2 separate regions of the Homo sapiens genome follow, and region 1 is linked to region 2. A link is an interaction called in ENCODE POLR2A ChIA-PET data of the cell type or tissue named here. Cell type or tissue: PC-9. All regions are shown on one strand.

What was found. ChIA-PET counts read pairs that join two places held together with the same protein. Peaks named below come from ENCODE experiments on the same cell type or tissue, not always from the same donor. Only the 100,000 strongest peaks of a DNase experiment are listed, where the experiment ranks them.
Region 1: POLR2A ChIA-PET joins it to region 2 with 5 read pairs; 5 of 35 experiments call an interaction of 5 or more read pairs at or near these places.

Annotation. Positions count from the first base shown.
Region 1 is chr14:103,323,877-103,328,876 of GRCh38, reverse strand. No RefSeq gene overlaps it. Among named protein-coding and RNA genes, the nearest start is that of EIF5, 7.9 kb to the left of the region's middle. In PC-9, no CTCF peak of the experiment used is centred here; no DNase peak of the experiment used is centred here.
Region 2 is chr14:103,249,169-103,254,168 of GRCh38, reverse strand. No RefSeq gene overlaps it. Among named protein-coding and RNA genes, the nearest start is that of LINC00605, 63 kb to the right of the region's middle. In PC-9, no CTCF peak of the experiment used is centred here; DNase peaks (open chromatin) are centred at 328 and 3,078; H3K4me3 peaks cover 806 bases; H3K27ac peaks cover 4,321 bases.

The DNA of each region.
Region 1 (5,000 bases), 75 kb before region 2:
TCCTTACTGGGCCAAGCAACTGGAGGGCAGGGGACTCATGCTTGAGAAGAAAGGATTCTGGACTTTGGCTGAGGAACAGGCCTTTAGTTCCAAAAGGGACAGAGGCAGGAAGCAGAGGTGTTTGAGGAAAGATAGGGGTCCAGGTGAGGGATCACTGGAGACTGACACAAAGTCTTCCTCCTCCGAAGTGTGGAGCTGTGATCCCACCCAGCAGCCATCCTGCATTGTCCCATTCCTGGAAAAAGAAAAAAACACAAAATGGCATTGATTCTGCCTGCGCAGCGTCCTACGTGTAGCAGATGACAGAGAAATGTGGATGGATCAGAGCAGGCCCTACAATATTGGATTGGTGTTGTCTTGGTCACATTGAAGACACACACAGCACCCCAGTGACAAATTCTCAGGGGTTGCAGGAGCTGCTGATCCCAGGACTGTCCTGTGCCTTAAAACTGGGGGACGCCCATGATGTTGGAACCCAAATACCCTTCTTCCCGTCAGCATAGTCTCAGCAGCTTTCTTTTGAGATATTCGAGCTGCCCTAATTTAGATAGTCTGTGGATAAGAAGAACAAAATCTCTGCCCCAATGGGTGTGTTGGAGAAGTGGTCCCCGGGTCTAATGGCGACGTGATGGGAGTGGCATTAGACTGATCATGGCTGTTAGAATTAGGAAGGTGCCAATGGCCTTGCCGTGCTGACAAAGCCTCGTCACCCATGCTCTCTCACTGTCCTCCTCACACCTTGGGAGGTGGCAAGTATACATTTTATTCCTTCATTTTATGGACGAGGAAGCCGAGACTCAGAGAGATGATTTGCCTCCAGTTGGGGGGTCAGGTGTCCTGATTCCCAGCTTCAGAGCTCTTCCCCCTGACTAGGGACTAATAGTCCTGTGTGGTGCATCTGGGTCCCAGGGATTTGCCTCTCTTCCCTCAGCTGGATTTCCTTTACTCCAGTGCTTTTGAAAGTTTCACATGAGGGGAGGCAGGATCCAAGTCATAACCCTGATAGCTAACACTATCCCAGAAGATCCACTCAGGTGTGCTGTCTTCAGACCTGTGAGGATGCGTTTTCCTTTATGCTACAGATTTTCATTAGCCACTGCATATCCTGCCCGGGGGGCGCCAGACACTGGAGATGCAAATGGACCCCAGAGTGGGGACTTCTTTTGTAAGACAGCATTGAAAAATATGAAAGATTTTAGGCCGGGCATTGTGGCTCACACCTGTAATTGCAGCACTTTGGGAGGCTAAGGTGGGTGGAGGTCAGGAGATTGAGACCTTCCTGGCTAACACGGTGAAACGCCATCTCTACTAAAAATACAAAAAATTAGCCGGGCGTGGTGGCGGGTGCCTGTAATCCCAGCTACTCGGGAGGCTGAGGCAGGAGAATCGCTTGAATCCGGGAGGCTGAGCTTGCAGTGAGCCAAGATCGTGCCATTGCACTATAGCCTGGGCGCCAGTGTGAGACTCCGTCTCAAAAAAAGAAAAGAAAAACATGGAAGATTTCACCTAAAAATTCAGATTTCTGGTTCCTTGGACAGTCGGAAGCCCTTGTACTCTGGGACATACCGACATGATAGATTTTCCAGGAGCCAAGTTTCAGCTGACCTTTTAGACCCAAAGTTGGGGACTGAATGCTCATAGAAAAGAACGAGTGACTCCCTATCCATGTGTGTGTGTGTGCTCTCCCCTTCCAGGTGTGCGTGTGTTCTCCCCCTCCAGGTGTACGTGTGCACTGTCCCCCTCCAGGTGTGTGTGTGCTCTCCCCCTCCAGGTGTGCGTGTGCTCTCCCCTCCAGGTGTACGTGTGCTCTGTCCCCCTCCAGGTGTGCGTGTGCTGTGTTCCCCTCCAGGTGCGCGTGTGCTCTCCCCCTCCAGGTGTGCTTGTGCTCTCCCCCTCCAGGTGTACGTGTGCTCTGTCCCCCTCCAGGTGTGCGTGGGCTGTATCCCCTCCAGGTGTGCTTGGGCTCTGTCCCCCTCCAGGTGTGCATGTACTCTCCCCCTCCAGGTGTGCATGGGCTCTGTCCCCCTCCAGGTGTGCATGTACTCTCCCCCTCCAGGTGTGCGTGGGCTCTGTCTCCCTCCAGGTATGGGTGTGCAGTGTTCCCCTCCAGGTGTGCGTGTGCTCTGTCCCCCTCCAGGTGTGTATGTAGGCTCTGTCCCCCTCCAGGTGTGTGTGGGCACTGTCCCCCTCCAGGTGTGCATGTGCTGTGTCCCCCCTCCAGGTGTGGGTATGCACTATTCCCCTCCAGGTGTGTCTGTGCTCTGTCCCCCTCCAGGTGTGTGTTTGGGCTCTCCCCCTCCAGGTGTGCATGTGCTCTGTCCCCCTCCAGGTATGTGTGTGGGCTCTGTCCCCCTCCAGGTGTGCATGTGCTCTGTCCCCCTCCAGGTGTGTGTGTGGGCTCTCCCCCTCCAGGTGTGTGTGTGCACCCACATCTGCCCCATCATTTATTCCCCATTGCTTGCCTTACCTCTGTGTTTATCTTTACTCATTTATTCATTCATTCAATGGATATGTACCACATGCCCTCTATCTGCCAGCCCTAGAGGATTTAAACAGCTAAGACATTGTTTCCCAGGGCTATTGTTAACAAAGCAACAGAAACTGTGTGGCTTAAAACAACAGAAATTCAGTTTTAGTTTTTGGCTGGGCACGGTGGCTCATGTCTGTAATCTCAGCACTTTGGGAGCCCGAGGCAGGCAGATCACTTTAGGAGTTTGAGACCAGCCTGGCCAACATGGTGAAACCCCATCTCTACTAAAAACAGAAAAATTAACCAGGCGTGGTGGTGGATGCCTGTAATGCCAGCTACTCGGGAGGCTGAGGCATGAGAATCGCTTGAACCTTGGAGTGCAGTGAGCTGATATCACGCCACGGCACTCCAGCCTGGGCGACAGAGTGAAATTCCGTCTCAAAAAAAAAAAAAAAGAAATTCATTTTTTCACAGTTCCATAGTCCAGAGGGTACAAAATCCTTGGGTTGGCCACTGCATGCACTCTCCAGCATCTGGTGGCTGCCGGCAGTCTTTGGCGTTTCTCAGCTTGCAGCCATAGAGCTCCAAATCCGCCTCTGTCATCACTTGGTTTCATTGCCCTTGCGTAAAGTATCTTCACTTGGCGTTTTCCTCTCTGTGTCTCTCTCTCTTTTTTTTTTTTTTTTTTTTTTTTGAGATGGAGTGTCGTGCTTGTTGCCCAGGCTGGAGTGCAGTGATGCGATCTCGGCTCACCGCAACCTCTGCCTCCCAGGTTCAAGTGATTCTCCTGCCTCAGCCTCCTCAGTAGCTGGGATTGCAGGCGCCCGCCACCACGCCTGGCTAATTTTTGTATTTTTAGTAGAGATGGGGTTTCACCATTTTGGCCAGGCTGGTCTTGAACTCCTGACCTCAGATGATCCACCCGCCTTGGCCTCCCAAAGTGTTGGGATTACAGGTGTGAGCCACCTCGCCACCGCACCCGGCCTCTGTGTCTCTTCTTATAAGGACACCAGACATATTTAATTGAAGACCTGCCCTATTCCAGCATGACCACATTGTAACTCAATTAAATCTGCAATAACCCTATTTTCAAATAAGGTCTCGTTCACAGGTACCTGGGGTTAGGTGTTAAACATATTAGATTCTGTTTTGTTTTGTTTTTTCTTCTGGAGGGTCTAGTGAGAGAACATATCGCTTTGGGGACATGATTTAAAAAAACTTCAAATCACACGAAATGTAGAGCATGGCCCTTGCTCATCATCCACTCTGGGAGACTCCTAAAGCGTCAGCCAGTGCCCGGCGGCAGCTGTGGTTTGGTGGCCTTGTTGCTTCAGATACACTCATCACTGGATCCCCACAATAGCAGTCCTCTGACAGAGATTCTGTTGCTGCTCCACTTCTGCACAGATGAGGAAACTGAGGCACAGAGGGGTTATACAGCTTGACCGAGGCTACAGTTAAAACCTAAGTTACTATATCCAAATATATGCAAAATAAAAACCAGGCACGGTGTTGCCCACCTATAATCCCAGCTACTCTGGAGGCTGAGGCAGGAGGATCACTTGAGCAGAGCTGGTGTGTGGATACGGGCAGGAGGCTGGGTCCTGAGAGATGAACAGCGTGTGTTTCCTGGTAAAGCCCAGCAGGCTGCGTTCTGTTTCCCATCAGACTCCTCTCTTGTGATGTGGACAGCAGGAAACTAACCTATATTTTGGTCACTCTCCTGAAATCAAGTCTGCCGTCATTTAAATACCCTCACAAGGTAGGACAGGCTATCCTGCCAATTTCCCAGGGTGACCATCTTACAAGGAGACGGACAGTACAGAAGCAAGGGCTTCTGGTATAAGGTAAAACGAATCTGATTATCTTCTTGACCCAGAAGGTGATATTTCTTTTTTTATTTTTATTTTTTTTAGGTGGAGTCTCGCTCTGTCGCCCAGGCTGGAGTGCAGTGGCACAATCTCAGCTCACTGCAACCTCCGCCTCCCAGGTTCCAGTGATTCTCCTGCTTCAACCTCCTGAGTAGCTGGGACTATAGGTGCACACCACCATGCCCAGCTAATTTTTGTATTTTTAGTAGAGACAGGGGCTTCACCATATTGGCTGGGCTCCTGGTCAGGAGTGTCGAACTCCTGACCTTGTGATCCGCCCGCGTCGGCCTCCCAAAGTGCTGGGATTACAGGCATGAGCCACTGTGCCCGTTTGTTTTTTTGTTTGTTTGTTTGTTTTTTGACAGGGTCTTGTGTAATGGCTTGATCTAGACTCATTGCAGCCTCTGTCTCCTGGGTCCAAGTGATCGAAGCCTCCCAAGTAGCTGGGACTACAGGCATGCGTCACCACGCCTGGCTAATTTTTGTATTTTGTATTTTGTATTTTTTGTAGAGAGTTTCACCATGTTGGCCAGGCTGGTCTCCAACTCCTGGCTTCAAGTGATCCACCCACCTTGGCTTCCCAAAGTGCTGGGATTACAGCTGTGAGCCACCACACCCGGCCCAGAATGTGATGTTTCTAACCTTACGTTTACACAAAT
Region 2 (5,000 bases):
TAAGTTTAATTGTGAGTGAATAAGCCAGACACAAAGAGTACATGGGTGTGCATCCTTGTCAACTGATAAAGAAAAGTGGCTCAGAACAGCCTGAGGAATGGGGGGGGGTCTGCAAAATGTATCAGGTCCAGAGGGACAGGAGCATGGGACCTCAGTCACACCCCCGCAGCCATGCCCAGGGGTAACTGTTTAAGGGCTTTGTTTTTTTCTTTCCTTCCCTGTAGTTTCCAGGCTAGCTAATAAATTACCTAAAATATTACCACAAGTTGCACAATGTGAGCCTCACCCATTATCTTCATGCTCCTGGAATTTGTGATACAAAGAACGATGTCTAATAAATCAATAGGTTATTTTAATGAAACAATAAAAATTTTTGGTAAACAACTTAGGAACTGCCCCATTTTTCCTTTAAATACTGACTTGTGGCTGAGTTTGGCGGCTCGCACACGTAATCCCGGTGCTTTGTGAGGCCAAGGATTGGGAGGAGGGCTTGAGCCCAGGAGTTCCAGGCTGCAGTTAGCTGTGATCATACCACTGCCCTCTAGCCTGTGTAACAGAGTGAGACCCTATCTCTATTAAAAAAAAAAAAAAGCCAGGCATAGTGGCATGCACCTACAGTCCTAGCTACTCAAAGACTAGGACTAGAGGCAGAGGTGGGAGGATCACTTGAGCCCAGGAGTTCCAGGCTGCAGTGAGCTATGATCTCACCATAGGATCTCACCATGGGATTACCATGGGATACCTTTTCTTTCTTTCTTTCTTTTCTTTCTTTCTTTCTTTCTTTCTTTCTTTCTTTCTTTCTTTCTTTCTTTCTTTCTTTTCTTTCTTTCTTTCTCTCTTTCTCTCTTTCTCTCTCTCTCTCTCTTTCCCTCTTTCTCTCTCTCTTTCTTTCTTTTTTTTTTTTTACAAAGTTTCATTCTGTCGCCCAGGCTGGAGTGCAGTGGCGCGATCTTGCCTCACTGCAACCTCCGCCCCCCAGGTTCAGGTGATTCTCTTGCCTCAGCCGCCCGAGTAGCTGGGATTATAGGTGCCCGCCACCATGCCTGGCTAATTTTTGTATTTTTAGTAGAGACGGGATTTCACCATGTTGGCCAGGCTGGTCTTGAACTCCTGACCTCAGGTGATCCTCCTGCCTTGGCCTCCCAAAGTGCTGGGATTACAGGCATGAGCCACCGTGCCTGGGGCCTCAGTTTCTTAATTTTGGTTGGCATTTCTGGTGTTGTCTGGAGGATTCAGCTCTATTCCTCCCTTGCAGCCAACTGGCATTCCCTCTCACACTCAGCAATCCGAACCAGTATAAACACTCTGTGTTCCTCTGACTCCAGAGGTTTCCTTGCGTGCAAAGGTTGAGTCCTGAATTCAGACCTCCCTTCCTTTTGGTTGAGGTCTAGATCTTTTTCTAATTTTTAATTTTTATTTTTTGTGGACATATAGGTGTATATATTTATGCAGAACATAAGATGTTTTGACACAGACATGCAACATGTAATAATCTTATCATGGAAAATGGGGTATCCAGTCCCACAAGCATTTATACTTTATGTTACAAACAATTCAATTATACTCTTTTTGTTATTTTAAAATGTAAAATTAAATTATTATTGACTATAGTCCCCCTTTTGTGCTATCAAATACTAGGTCTTATTCATTCTTTCTAACTATTTGTTTTGTATCCATGAACCCACCTCCCCTTCACCCTCCCACTACCCTTCTTAGCCTCTGGTAATCATCCTTCTACTCTCTGTCTCCACGAGTTCAATTGTTTTGACTTTTAGATCCCACAAATAAATGAGAACACGCGATGTTTGTCTTTCTGAGACTGGGTTATTTCATTTATCATAATGACTTCTAGTCCATCCATGTTTTTGAAAATGACAGGATCTCATTCTTTTTTATGGCTGAATAGTACTCCATTGTGTAAGTACCTCTGTTGATGGACATGTAGGTTGCTTCCAAATTTTGGCTGTTGTGAAGAAGTTGAAACTTTATTTGGGCTGTTTTCCAAATCCTTTCTTTCCTGCAAGAGTGAGGGCTTCTGTCTCTGTCTCTGGACAGGAGATTTAGGCAAAAGCTCTGCAGAGAATGTCTGTCTTCTCCTCAGCCTCATGGCAGCGTTTTGGGTTACAGTGTTGGAGTCTAGTGTAACTGCCCAATGGGTTCCTCTTGCCCACTGTTCAGAGGAAGCCAATTTATCAAGACAGGGAATTGCAACAGAGAAAGAAAGAGTTTAAGGCCGGGCACAGTGGCTCATGCCTGTAATCCCAGCACTTTGGGAGGCTGAGGGGGGCAGATCACCTGAGGTCGGGAGTTTGAGACCAGCCTGACCAACATGGAGAAACCCCATCTCTACTAAAAATACAAAATTAGCCAGGCATGGTGGCGCATGCTTGTAATCCCAGCTACTCGGGAGGCTGAGGCAGGAAAATCACTTGAACCCAGGAGACAGAGGTTGTCATGAGCCGAGATCACGCCATTGCACTCCAGCCTGGGCAACAAGAGTGAAACTCTATCTCATAAATAAATAAATAAATAAATAAATAAAAACAGTTTAATACATGTTGTCATCGGCTAAACAGGAAACTAAAGTTTTATTGCTACTCAAATCAGCCTCCCTGAAAATTCAAAGTTTAGGATTTTTTTAAAGATAGTTTGGTGGGCAGGAGGATGGGAAGTGGGAGTGCTGACTGCTTGGGTCGGGGATGAAACCGCCGGGAGTCGAAGCTGTCCTCTTGGGCTGAGTTGGTTCTTGAGTGGGGATCATAAGACGAGATGAGCCAGTTCACCAGTCAGTGTAGCCTCAGCTGACCCATCAGAATGCAGGGTCTGAAAAACACCTCAAACACCAACCTTAGGTTTCATAATAGTAACGTTACCTATGGGGGCAACTGGGGAGGTGAGGAATCTTGTGGCCTCTGGCCGCGTGACTCCTGAGCCAAAATTTCTCATCTGTGGCTCATTTGTTAGTTCTACAAAGGCTGTCTGATCCCCAGGCAAGGAGAGGGTTTGTTTTGGGGAGAGGCTGTTATCTTTGCTTCAACATTAAGCTATAAATCCCTCCCTTCCTCCTTTGGCCTACACTCAGGAATGAACAAGGGCAGCTTGGAGGTGAAAGGTAAGATGGAGCTGGTTAGGTCAGATCTCTTTCACCATCATAATTTCCTCATTGTTATCTTTTTTGCAAAGGTGGTTTCACTAGCACTGGTGATTTCACTTTTTTTGACCTAAAGTTACATAGCATGATTTTAAAATTGTAGCTGTTTCCTATTGCTGGTAATTTGGACTCGTCTTTTCAATTGTGACCAATTCCTGCTAGTTTCAAACCAAAGGGTGCATGAGGGTGAGTTCTCTCACCTGGAAGTTAAGAGACACTTGCTCCCTCCAAACCCAGCTGGGTGCTGCAGGGGACTAGAGATTTTATGGGGGTGTTGGGATGTTTGTCCATGATGTGTAGCAGTCTGAGAGGGCCTCCCTGCAGGACAGACCCCAGCTGGAAGGTGCACATAAGGGCTGGTCACCTGGCGCCTTTAGCACTCTACCACTGCAAGGGGACCAGGGATTCTGAGACACATAAGACAGTCAATCACGGTGTCACTGGGACCTTAGGGAGTGACGCTTGCAAGTAGCACACTTCAACCAGAAGCTCTGTTCCAGCCTTGATCACTTTTGAGAAGGAATTTCTAAAAGTATGGGAAAATGGTTGTCAAAAACTGAGCTTTCCTTTAAGGGGCAATCCCCCTTGGAAGCACCAGCCGGGTTTGTGGGTCACCCCTGTAGAGCGCCATGCTGTGGACACCCAGCCAGATGCACCCACATGACTCAGGATGACCCCAAATTTCAATGGCCAAAATCGGGGTCTTTGGAAATTTCTAAGTTAATATGTTTGTGCATACAATTAGCAGGTTTTAGAACCAGACAAATTGAACAGCAGTCCTATTTTAACGGTAGGTAGAAGCTTCTAAGAGAGGTATGGAAAAAATGGCTTCCGTCCAGGAGATAAGCAAAAAATTGTCAGAAACAATTTCACAACTAAAGAAAACCTTGAAAATGTCTTCTCTTTCTCCTTCCACTGCTCTCCTGTTGCCTCCTCCCACACCTCTACATCCACTTTTGTCAGGCCTTCCATGCTCTGGTTACCATCTCTCCTATCCCTCCTCCGCCAGAGGAAGAGGCTCAGCAAATCCCACAGCACTCTTGCAGATCTTCTGGTCAACCCGCTTCTTTCAACGAAGGCAGCTCCAGCAGCTGACTTGCCAGACCCAACCTCTTAAGAAGATGCAGATAAGCCCACATGACCAAAGAGGGGTCTGCTTCTCTTGCAAGAAACAAAGTCACCTTTAAAAAGATTGCAAACAACTTAAATGGCAACAGGAGAGAAAAACCACCCAAGAGAAACAGCTGCTCTGGGGAGCCGAAGGGGGCGTTTCTATTTCTCCTTCCTCTCCCATTAGGAGGAGTGGATCCACTGCTGAGTGAAGAGACTCCTGCTCTCACTGACACCAGAGCTGTCTTCTCTGTTCTCAACCCCATCATATATAACTGTCCCCTTCCTCAGAGGAACGAAACCACTGAAATGGTGGGAGTGCCTAACCCACCCATGACTGTAAGGCCCAAGTTTCAGAATTTCAAATAGGGACTGCATGAGACTATTTTTGCATTGCTGCAAAGAAATGCCTGAGGCCGGGCATGGAGGCTCACGCCTGTAATCCCAGCACTTTGGGAGGCCAAGGCAGATGGATCACCTGAGGTCAGAAGCTCAAGACCAGCCTGGTCAACATGGCGAAACCCCATCTCTACTAAAAATACAAAAATTAGCCAGGTGTGGTGGTGCGTGCTTGTAATCCCAGATACTCGGGAGGCTGAGGCAGGAGAATCGCTTGAACCCAGGAAGTGGAGGTTGCAGTGAGCTGAGATTGTGCCACTGCACTCCAGCCCAGGCAATAGAGCAAAATTCTGTCTCAAAAAAATAAAAAAAAGAAAGAAAATATTTTGAATTCGGAACC